2 separate regions of the Homo sapiens genome follow, and region 1 is linked to region 2. A link is an interaction called in ENCODE POLR2A ChIA-PET data of the cell type or tissue named here. Cell type or tissue: OCI-LY7. All regions are shown on one strand. Links, peaks and the distances in the headings refer to the core of each region. The heading gives the core; the rest is flanking DNA. Region 1 has its middle 11 kb from the start of ATP1B3. Region 2 overlaps TFDP2 (transcription factor Dp-2).

Region 1 (5,381 bases), core at 255-5,254, 230 kb before region 2:
CCTCAAAAAAAATTTTTTTAAGCTATTGATAATGCTAAGTCTCTCTTTTCTACTGGATTTGAACCTGAAAGCATGTACGCTCTGAAGCTTCTGGAAATTAACCCTGAGGTGATGAAACCAATAAATGGAAAGCAGGAGTTCAGGATTTGTTTATATCATTGGGGCGTTGGATGAAAACTTTCCTGAAGCCAGTAACGTCCAGAGTTTTCAGCAATATTCATCCCTGTAAATTTCCTTTTTTTTTTTTTTTTTTTTTGAGATGGAGTCTCACTCTGTCACCCAGGCTGGAGTACAGTTGGTGTGATCTTGGCTCACTGCAACCTCTGCCTCCCCAGCTCCAGCAATTCTCCTGCCTCAGCCTCCCAAGCAGCTGGGATTACAGGCACCTGCCACCATGACCGGCTAATTTGTGTGTGTGTGTGTGTATTTTTAGTAGAGACAGAGTTTCACCATGTTGACCAGGCTGGTCTCGAACTCCTGACCTCAACTGATCTGCCTGCCTCAGCCTCCCAAAGTCCTGGGATTACAGGCATGAGCCACCATGCCCGGCTGATTCCCTTATTGTATAAGTCAATTTAATTTTGCTTTCTGTTTTCTGCTATGGAAAAAATCATTGACTAATACAAGCTTATGTGATTTGCAGGTAGTTGAAACATAATATGTATTCATGGATATTTCTTAACTCCCAAACCAACATTTAACCAAAAGATAATTTTCCTCATAATATTCCCAGTAAGGTAGAGTTATGTACTTGTATACAATGCATTAGAGATAGTGATTTGTGTAAAAGTAATTAAGCTACAGTCTTAGAGTGAGTCAGTTGCAACACAATAACTAGAATCAAGGAACTTGAATTCCCATGCCCCTGGAGACATTATCAAGTCTCTTAGGAAATATTGTTGTGATATTGCCTAGACATTTAAATTTTCCCTCATGTTCTTCTTAATAAGATTGTGAAAGGTAGTTCCTGTTTCAAAGAACATAGTCACTTCTCTGACACAATTATTTTCCACTAAAAACAAAACGTCAAACTGAAAGGAAAAGGAATTATTTAAATAATGTTAAGTCAGTTATTTCTCTTTTTTTCCCCAAGCCAAACTGTATCCAGCTTTATAAAAGATACTTTCCATAAACAATCATGGTATTTCAGGCAGGACATGGGCAGACAATCGTTACCGGTATACAACTTTCTTGTTTTTTTTTTTTTCTTTTTTTTTGAGACGGAGTCTTGCTCTGTCGCCCAGGCTAGAGTACAGTGGCGCAGTGGCACGATCTCGGCTCACTGCAACCCTCCGCCTCCCAGGTTCAAGTGATTCCCCTGCCTCATCCTCCCGAGTAACTGGGATTACAGGCACCTGCCACCATGCCCAGCTAATTTTTTGTATTTTTAGTAGAGACAGGGTTTCACAATATTAGCCAGGATGGTCTCGATCTCCTGACCTCGTGATCTGCCTACCTCGGCCTTCCAAAGTGCTGGGATTACAGGTGTGAGCCACCGTGGCCAGCCTACAACAACTTTCAAACTCCCTTCTTTAATGGATTACCAAAACCCAGGAAGTCACTATAAAACCCAATGAAGTCTTCATTCGATGCTCTCAATGGGAAGAGTATAGAATGAGGGTTGACATTTCACATTTAGCATGTTGTTTAACAGCTTTTCATGAGTCAATCCTGACTTTCAGGAAGTGAAATGCAAATGGCAGAATTTATCTGAAGATCCACAATCTAGAAACGGAACCACTGCTCTTTTGAGGGGTGCCATCTCACTGGCATCACTGGAAAGTCCAGATTGCCTCATACACTGGTAACCAATAATTGGGGGTCAGGTCCCAACAGATGTCTGGGTTTAAGGGAGTTAAGCCTACGCTGAAAGGTGGAAAGGGAGAAGAGGACACAAAAACGAATTTGTTTTTCTATAACACAAGGCTTTTTTGCCAAGGGGCCATCTGTGTCAAAGTCAGGGAATCCCTCCTCCTGGGAGCCAAGAGGAAGTCTCTCAAAACTAGGAGGGAAAGGTGTTTTCCCCACATCAATCCAGCTTCAGAGACATTCTGTTAGGGACATATGCCCCACCCCCTAAAACAATGAAGTGTTCTGTGTGCTAACAACAAAGCTTTAAGAAAAAAAGCAAAACAAAATTCTGCATTTTTATAAAACTTGATTAAAAAATAGTATTTCAAACTGTACAGTCACCAGAAGTACACAGTTATCAAAAATGCAGACACTTCACTTGGCATCTCCAGGACTTTCAGCTTTCTGTGCCTGGTCTGTTTTGGCAACTCCATTTTCTGCAGGGTTATTCCCCTCCTCGCCAGCATCAGCTTTTCCCTTTTTCCCTTTGGGTACCTTCTCTCCCTTTTTTGCAGGGGCCTTTTTAGGCTTGGGCTCTGGCTTTGGAGGAGCAGGCTTAGCAGACAACCTCACGGATCTTCTCTGTGGTTCGTCCTTCACCTTGGCTTTATCTCTTTTAGTATCCCCTTCAGCCTTTCTCTTGGGCATGGTGGCAGCGCTGGCGGGACGTAGGCGCGGGGCGTGGGATGCAGTGGGGTGCAGGCTTTGGTTGGTCTGGGGGTCTTTCTCGCCTCTTCATACTGCTCCATCAGTTATTTCTTAATAAAATCAGATAACACAATCCTGGCAACTAGGAAATTGAATTTAAATTTTGAATTGCTCCAACTTTCCCCTAAGCATTGTCTAGCAGACACACCAGAAGCCCATGACTTGTTGGAATAGAAAGAATGAGTTCTGATCACTATGTTTGAGACATCTTTGTTCACATAAAGATGGAATGCAAAAAGATAGGTCCTACTTTTCTTTTAGGCTACATTTCCTTATTCATAGAAGGATGCCCTAGACTCCAGGATATGGAAAGTATTTTCTTTACCTCCATTATTCTGGACCAATGAGGGACTTTTAAAATCATAGACTATCTAAAGAATCATGATTGGCCGGGCACTTTGGGAGGCCAAGGCAGATGGATCACTTGAGCTCAGGAGTTCAAGACCAGCCTGGGCAACAAGGCAAGACCCCCATCTCTACAAAAAAAAAAAAAATACAAAAAAATTAGCCAGATCTGGTGGTGCACACCTGTAGTCCCAGCTACTTGGGAGACTGAGGTGGGAGGATCACTGGAGCCTGGGAAGTTGAGGCTGCAGTCTGCTGTGATCATGCCACTGCACTCCAGTCTGAACAATAGCGTGAGACCCTGTCTCAAAAAAAAAAAAAATCATGATTTTTCAGGTTTACAAAAGTATATTTTAGACTTTTTTTTTTTTCAGATGGAGTTTCACTCTGTCACCTAGGCTGGAGTGCAGTGGCGCAATCTTGGCTCACTGCAACCTCTGCCTCCCAGGTTCAAGTGATTCTCCTGCCTCAGCCTCCCCAGTAGCTGGGATTACAGGGGCCCACCACCACACCCAGCTAATTTTTGTATTTTTAGTAGAAATGGAATTTTGCCATGTTGGCCAGTTTGGTCTGGAACTCCTGACTTCAGGTGATCAGCCCACCTTGGCCTCCCAAAGTGCTGGGATTACAGGCATAAGCCACCGAGCCCCGGTAATTTTTTTAAAATACTGGTATTTAACGTATGGAGAGTTTGAAAATTTTGATCAAATTTGATAGTGAGTTTCTGAGTTAAAGAAATGGCACAGTACATGGGCATATTGCATGACAGTGAGGTTAAAAATAGAAAAATAAAAAAAAACAGCACAGAATAACAGAAAGAAAGCCTCACTAGGAGCTGAGCACTCTGGTCTCATTTTATGCATCTCATTGAGTTTCTGTGTAGACTCAGTTTCTCAGCCCCTCTGGGCCTCAGTTTCCTCATCCATGAACAGAGGGGCTTAAACCAACTCATCTGGAGGAACCCTTCCCTGAGGATCTAGGAGTGGGTAAGACATGCTTAACCTACTACCATGTTAAGAATCACAATGTGAGCGAAAAGCTACACATCCTTGGTAGCTTTTCTTCATGCTGACAATCAGAAATAAATTGTTCTTCAATTATGACAATCAGAAATAAATTGTCGAGTTTAGGATGATAAGACTTTTGAAGGATTCTTGAATAGGGAATCAAATGCCTCAAATTTGGCAAGAGCATTTGAGTTTTATCCAAAAAAAAAAAAAAAAGCCTAGGGCTATTTTTTTTTCTTTTTTTGAGACAGAGTCTCACTCTGTCACCCAGGCTGGAGTGCAGTGGCACAATCTCAGCTCACTGCAACCTCTGCCTCCCAGATTCAAGTGATTCTCCTGCCTCAGGCACCCGAGTAGCTGGGATAAGAGGTGCATGCCACCACACTCGGCTAATTTTGTATTTTCAGTAGATACAGGGTTTCACCATGTTGGCCAGGCTGGTCTTGAACTCCCAACCTCAGGTGATCCACCCCCCTCAGCCTCCCAAAGTGCTAGGGTTACAGGTGTGAGCCACTGCGCCTGGCCCTAGGGCTAACTTTTGAGACTCAAATACCTTCAAGATGCTGTAAAACACTGATAAATCTCAAGAGGCAACTTAGGGAAAAACAAAACCAAAAACAAACAATGATGAAGCATAAGACATCATTCTTTGGTGTGCTTTGCCCCTCCAGAAGGAAATTCTTTCTGGCCCATCTTGAGTCAGTGCTCTTCACAAAAGAAGTAAATAGAAAAACTGTAGTATGTATTATTTCAGAATATTACAGGCCCAAGGGGCCTGATAATTTAATAGATACCTTCATTTTAAATTTCACATTTGAGGCCAGGTGCGGTGGCTCACACCTGTAATCCTGGCACTTTAGGAGGCCGAGGCAGGCGGATCACAAGGTCAAGAGATAGAGACCATCCTAGCCAACATGGTGAAACCCCATCTCTACTAAAAATACAAAAATTAGGAGTTCAAGACCAGCCTGGGCAACATAGCAAGAACTCATCACTGAAAAAAAAAAAGTATAAATGAAGTCAAAACCAAAACTGGATGTGGTGGTGTGCGCCTGTAGTCCAAGCTACTTAGGAGGCTGAGGCAGGAGAATCACTTGAACCCAGGAGGCAGAGGTTGCAGTGAGCCGAGATCACACCACTGCTCTCCAGCCTGGCGACAGAGCGAGACTCTACCTCAAAAAAAAAAAAAAAATTCACATTTGAGGGAGTCTGTGCAAGCCTACTCTGGCTCAGGAAGCTGCTTGATAATAATAAATAATAATAATATTTCAAATTTGAGTTAAATTTGCAGATTGTTCTGTAACTGAAATATTAATCAAAAGTAAATCAAAACTCATTGGAGATTGATATCTTAATCCCTTCTATAATTAAAAATAATTTTGTGTTTTTTGACACAGCTCTGTGGGGTTTAAAAATTATATTTTTATTTAGGTGGAAAAATCAATATAAAATACTAAGTATATAGTATAT
Region 2 (5,381 bases), core at 69-5,068:
GCCACCACACCTGGCTAATTTCTGTATTTTTAGTAGAGACAGGGTTTCATCATGCTGCCTAGGCTGGGGGCTCGAACTTCCCAAAGTGCTGGAATTATAGGTGTGAGCCACTGCGCCAGGTCTTTTTTTTTTTCTTTTTTTTTTTTTTTGAGACAGGGTCATGCTCTGTCACCCAGGCTGGAATGCAATTGTGCAATCATAGCTCACTGCAGCCTCAAATTCCTGGACTCAGGAAATCCTTCCACCTCAGTCTCCCAGGGTGCTGGGATCATAGGCATGAGCTACTGTGCCCAGACCAGCTATCTTTCTTATCAGTGCTGCTGGACAAAAGTAGTCGACCTCCTGGATTTAATATCTTTTTTTTTTTTGACGGAGTCTTGCTCTGTCACCCAGGCTGGAGTGCAATGACGTGATCTTGGCTCACTACAACCTCTGCCTCCCTGGTTCAAGCGATTCTCCTGCCTCAGCCTCCCAAGCAGCTGGGATTACAGGTGCCCGCCACCATGCCCAGCTAATTTTTGTATTTTTTAGTAGAGACAGGGTTTCACCATGTTGGTAAGGCTGGTCTCAAACTCCTGACCTCAGGTGTTCCACCCCCCTCAGCCTCTCAAAATGCTGGGATTACAGGTGTGAGTCACTGCGTCCAGCAGGGTTTAAGATCTTTAACCTCAATTGAGTTCAGTGCTGCTCTAACATTCTACAATTTCTTTGTCAATGCTCTTGCATTTGTGCTTTCACCCTCTCTCCTCAGTAGAAAAAAAAAAAACATAAAGAACCCAATGGAAATTCTCGAACTGAAAAATGCAACGTCTGAAAAAAAAAATCACTGGCTAGGATTAATAGAATAGTGATAACTGAAAAAAAATAAGCTAACTTGAAGACAGATTAATGAAAATTGTCATATGTGAAGAACACAGAGGAAAAATGGTAGGAAAAAAATGAACCTAACTTCAGGACCTAACTTCAGGGTGTTGCAGGTAAGGGATTTGGGATTTTATTTTAATTTAAATAGGAAGTTGCTTAAAAGGGTTTAATTAGGCAGGGGAGTGACCCAGTAACTGCACTTCTGAGTACTTATCTTAATAAATAAAAAGAAACAAAAACTTAGCTGATTAAAGATTCATTATGATGTCCAACATCATAGGTTTATATCATATATAGAAATATATATGCATCATATATAACCAACAAAAAAGACAAATATCCAACAATAAGGAAATGAAAAAATGTTTAATAAATCATTACTCATAAGCACAATGAAACAGTATGAAGCTCTAAGAAAGGTATTTATAAATGTGAAAACATGCAAAGTGTGTTTTTTAGATTCAGTCAAAAAAGGAAAATAGACAACTATAATACTTACCAGTTTTATAACTTTAAAACATAGTTATATAAATAATTATGAAAAATTACAAAAAAGAAAAGGTTGTATTAGAAAGGCAGAATTTTTTTTCTATTTTTCAAAAGTTTCTATAATATCATTGCTACATCATCATTTCAATTAAGAAAAATACTTTTCTACATCTCACTTCCAATACAACTCTCATCTTGGGCCTGTAACAAATATTAACTGAATTTTACCAATTAAAAGAAATCTCTTCCAAATCTTGTTGGTTCACTTAATGTGAAGTTCCTTCTGCTGTTACTAGCTAACAGCTCAAAGAAGAGCAACAGTTTTCTTTTAAAACATATAATTATTTCAGCCAGGTGCAGTGACACATGCCTGTAGTCTCAGCTACTCCAGAGGTTTGAACTCCAGGAGTTCAAAACCACCCTGGGCATAGCAAAACCCTGTCTCAAAAACAAACACATGCATATAGCTATTTCAAAATCTGATCTCTCTAGTCCACTCTTAAATGATTCTCTGTCTTCCTCTCCATTTGTTCTATAAAGTTAAACAAACTGAGGTTTTACTCTGTAACTAAACTTTACTGGTGTTAACATCTGTCCAGGGCTAACATTTATAACTAGTACTTACCCTTCAGATGCCTATTCTACCATCAAAGACAATCTTTCTCACCTAAACCCCCATTCTCTTTCTTTGTCTTCTGTCTTTTGGAAGCATTTTTCTTTCTTTCTTTCCTTTTTTTTTTTTTTTGGAGACAGACTCTCATTCTGTTGCCCAGGCTGGAGTGCAATGGCATGATCTCAGCTCACTGCAGCTTCCGCCTCCTGGGTTCAAGTGATTCTCTTGCCTCAGCCTCCGCAGTAGCTGGGATTACAGACACCTGCCACCACACCTGGCTAATATTTGTACTTTTAGTAGAGACAGGGTTTCACCATGTTGCTCAGGCTGGTCTCAAACTCCTTACCTCAGGTGATCCGCCCACCTTGGCCCCCCAAAGTGCTGGGATTACAGGTGTGAGCGACCATGCCCAGCCAAAAGCATTTTTCCATGTCACTTTTCCCCTTTATGACTTGCTATCCTCTCTTTATTTTCAAGGTTGCTGCATCATTCCATTATTCTCATTATTGCAATACTCAATATGTCTTCCATGTCTACCAAGCTTGTTGTTCCCACTTCCTTCCCCTGACCTGATTACTACGTTTTATTAGAGCAGAGATTCCCAGTTACGTGTTGTGAATAAGCTATGGGTATACAAAAGAATGGAGTCCCTCAGCCCTCACGGCAGTCTGGAGTGGCCTCGGGCAGCTGAAGCTTTTAGGTAGCTTAATCCTGACCTTAAGCAGCCTTTTTGTTTAGCCCTAGTGCATCCCACAAATGTTATCATTTTCTATGAATGTTGTCATGTGGGAAAAAAAATGAGGAGCATTGAGGCTTAAAGTATCTCTTAAATGGCCTCATAATACATACCTTAACTCTCAGAATCATTCCCACAGACTATTACTATTATTAAGCTAGGCCAGGTGTGGTGGCTTAAACCTGGCCAACAAGGTGAAACCGTGGAAACCCTGTCTCTACCAAAAATACAAAAAGTAGCCAGGCATTGTGGCATGTGCCTGTAATCCCATCTACTTGGGAGGCTGAGGAAGGAGAATCACTTGAACCCGGGAAGTGGAGGTTGCAGTGAGCCAAGATCATGCCACTGCACTCCAGCCTGGGCAACAGAGTGAGACTCTGCCACCAAAAAAAAAATAAATAAAATAAGCTAGACATTTTTATATTGGAATATAGATGTCTCTAGCCTGCTCTCTAGAACAGTGGTCCCCAACCTTTTTTGGTACCAGGGACCAGTTTCGTGGAAGACAATTTTTCCATGGATGGGGGTGGAGAGAGATGGATGGTTTCAGGATGAAACTGTTCCACCTCAGATAATCAGGCATTAAATTCTCTAAAGGACTGCACAACCCAGATCCCTCCCATGTGCAGTTCACAATAGGGTTCGCCCTCCTATGAGAATCTAATGCTCACTTGCTGGCCGCTCACCTTCTGCTATGCAGCCTGGTTCCTAACAGGCCATGAGCTCACAGCCTGGGAATTGGGGACCTCTGCTCTAGAGTACGTCTCCCACCTTAGACATAAACCCTTTAAGGAAGCTGATGTTTCTCTCATAGCTATTTGTATTGTAATAGATCTTTTTCCTACAGTTTATAATGAAAAATTTCAAATACACACAAAAGAGAAAGGAAAGGAATAATGAAACCCCACAGAAATATTACCTAACTTAAACAAATAATCAACTTAAGACAATATTGTTTTATCTATAATACCACCCACTTTACCCTCCTTCTCCTAGTGGATTATTTTGAAGCCAATTCCAGACATCATATAATTTCATCCGTAGACATTTCAGCATGTATCTCTATATACCACAAGATATTGTTCAAAGAGACATATTGAAAGATACTGCTGGTTCCTGTGTAAGTTCTTGTACTGGTGGGTCAGAATACTTTTTTTTCTTTTGAGACAAGGTCTCATTCTGTCACCCAGGCTGGAGTACAGTGGCATGATTATGGCTCACTGCAGCCTCAACCTTCCAGGCTCAAGCAATCCTCCTACACTGGCCTCCTGAATAGCTGGGACTACAGGTACACATCACCATGCCCGGCTAAGTTTTTGTAAAGACAGAGTCTCACTATGTTACCCAGGCTGGTCTCAAACTCCTGGGCTCAAGTGATCCTTCTGCCTCGGCCTCCCAAAGTGCTGGGATTACAGGTGTGAGCCACTGCACCAAGCCAGTGGGCCAGATTTCTGATATAAGCATTCTTCCAGTAAGACATATATTAGTCAAAGAAATACACACATACACACGTATATAAAATATACAAAACACATATATACGTATTTTCTCTACTGTACTTCCTTACAACTTAAACCATTTGAAAGTAGGATTGTCAAACAAGAAAATCAAGAAAAAAGTGGTCTGAACAGTTTCAATTGTAATAAGATCATTGATAAGGGATCTTAGAGATCTCTTAGGAAAGAGAAAAATCACACACAAAAATCCTCCGTCTGTCAGAGGTAAATGACTTTCATACAGCACAAGTTATGTGGCATGGAACAACGTGCTAATATCATAAAATTATTATACATAAAGTAATTCATGTAGCTGCATATTTTACAAAACAAATGCAATAAAACTAACTTAATTCAGAAAAATTTTATTCAATAATCCTTACCTTTTGTTGGACTGAGATTCTGATCTATAAATCCTCTTACTTCTGCATTTGTGGAAGTCAAACCAACCTGAATAAAACCGTTTAAAAAGTTAAAAATAGAATATTAAGTAGTATGTGTTCACTTAACAAGCTATTTTATATCTTCCATCAGACATCCATATCAAATATATATAGCCACATCAAATGAATTAATTATATTAACCACAGGAGTATTATTTTAAAATGAAATGTTGACATATTATTTAAAAGGGGAAGAATATTGCCTGTAGTCCCAACTACTTGGGAGGCTGAGGTCGGAGGATTGCTTGAGCCTGGGAGGCAGAGGTGTTGCAGTGAGCTGAGATCATGCCACTGCACTCCAGCCTGGATGACAGAGTGAGACCCTGTCTCAAAAAAAAAAAAGGTGAGGGGAATATGAATTGTCCAGCTTAAGATAAAAATTAATGAAATACTATTACTTATGAGCAGAACTGAGATTTTACAGATTTTACTGACAGTTCTTTGAAAGCAAGTAAGTAATGTGGCAGCCATGAAGTTGCCAATAGATATTTCAAAATTCCATCCCCACTGTTGCCCTTAATTTGTACTATTCTTAATCACTATCTAAAATGCTTTCAATACTATGACATGTGAGGAATCAAATAAAGACCATTAATACCACAATGCAGAAGTAAAATACATTGGCCTTAAGTCCAACTGCTTGGATTCATATTCTGGACCATCAAGCCTACTAGGGGTTTGGCCTTGGTCAAGTCATGCATTTCCTCATCTGTAAATTGGAGGGTGATACCAGTACTTAG

The links. ChIA-PET counts read pairs that join two places held together with the same protein. Peaks named below come from ENCODE experiments on the same cell type or tissue, not always from the same donor. Only the 100,000 strongest peaks of a DNase experiment are listed, where the experiment ranks them.
Region 1: POLR2A ChIA-PET joins it to region 2 with 7 read pairs; 3 of 35 experiments call an interaction of 5 or more read pairs at or near these places.

Annotation. Positions count from the first base shown.
Region 1 is chr3:141,862,781-141,868,161 of GRCh38, forward strand. It overlaps the pseudogene HMGN2P25. Among named protein-coding and RNA genes, the nearest start is that of ATP1B3, 11 kb to the right of the region's middle. In OCI-LY7, for the core only: no CTCF peak of the experiment used is centred there; no DNase peak of the experiment used is centred there.
Region 2 is chr3:142,088,480-142,093,860 of GRCh38, forward strand. It overlaps TFDP2 (transcription factor Dp-2), which reads right to left. Exons shown (of 13, transcript NM_001178139.2): 3 at 4,582-4,648. Among named protein-coding and RNA genes, the nearest start is that of TFDP2, 58 kb to the right of the region's middle. In OCI-LY7, for the core only: no CTCF peak of the experiment used is centred there; no DNase peak of the experiment used is centred there; H3K27ac peaks cover 3,451 bases.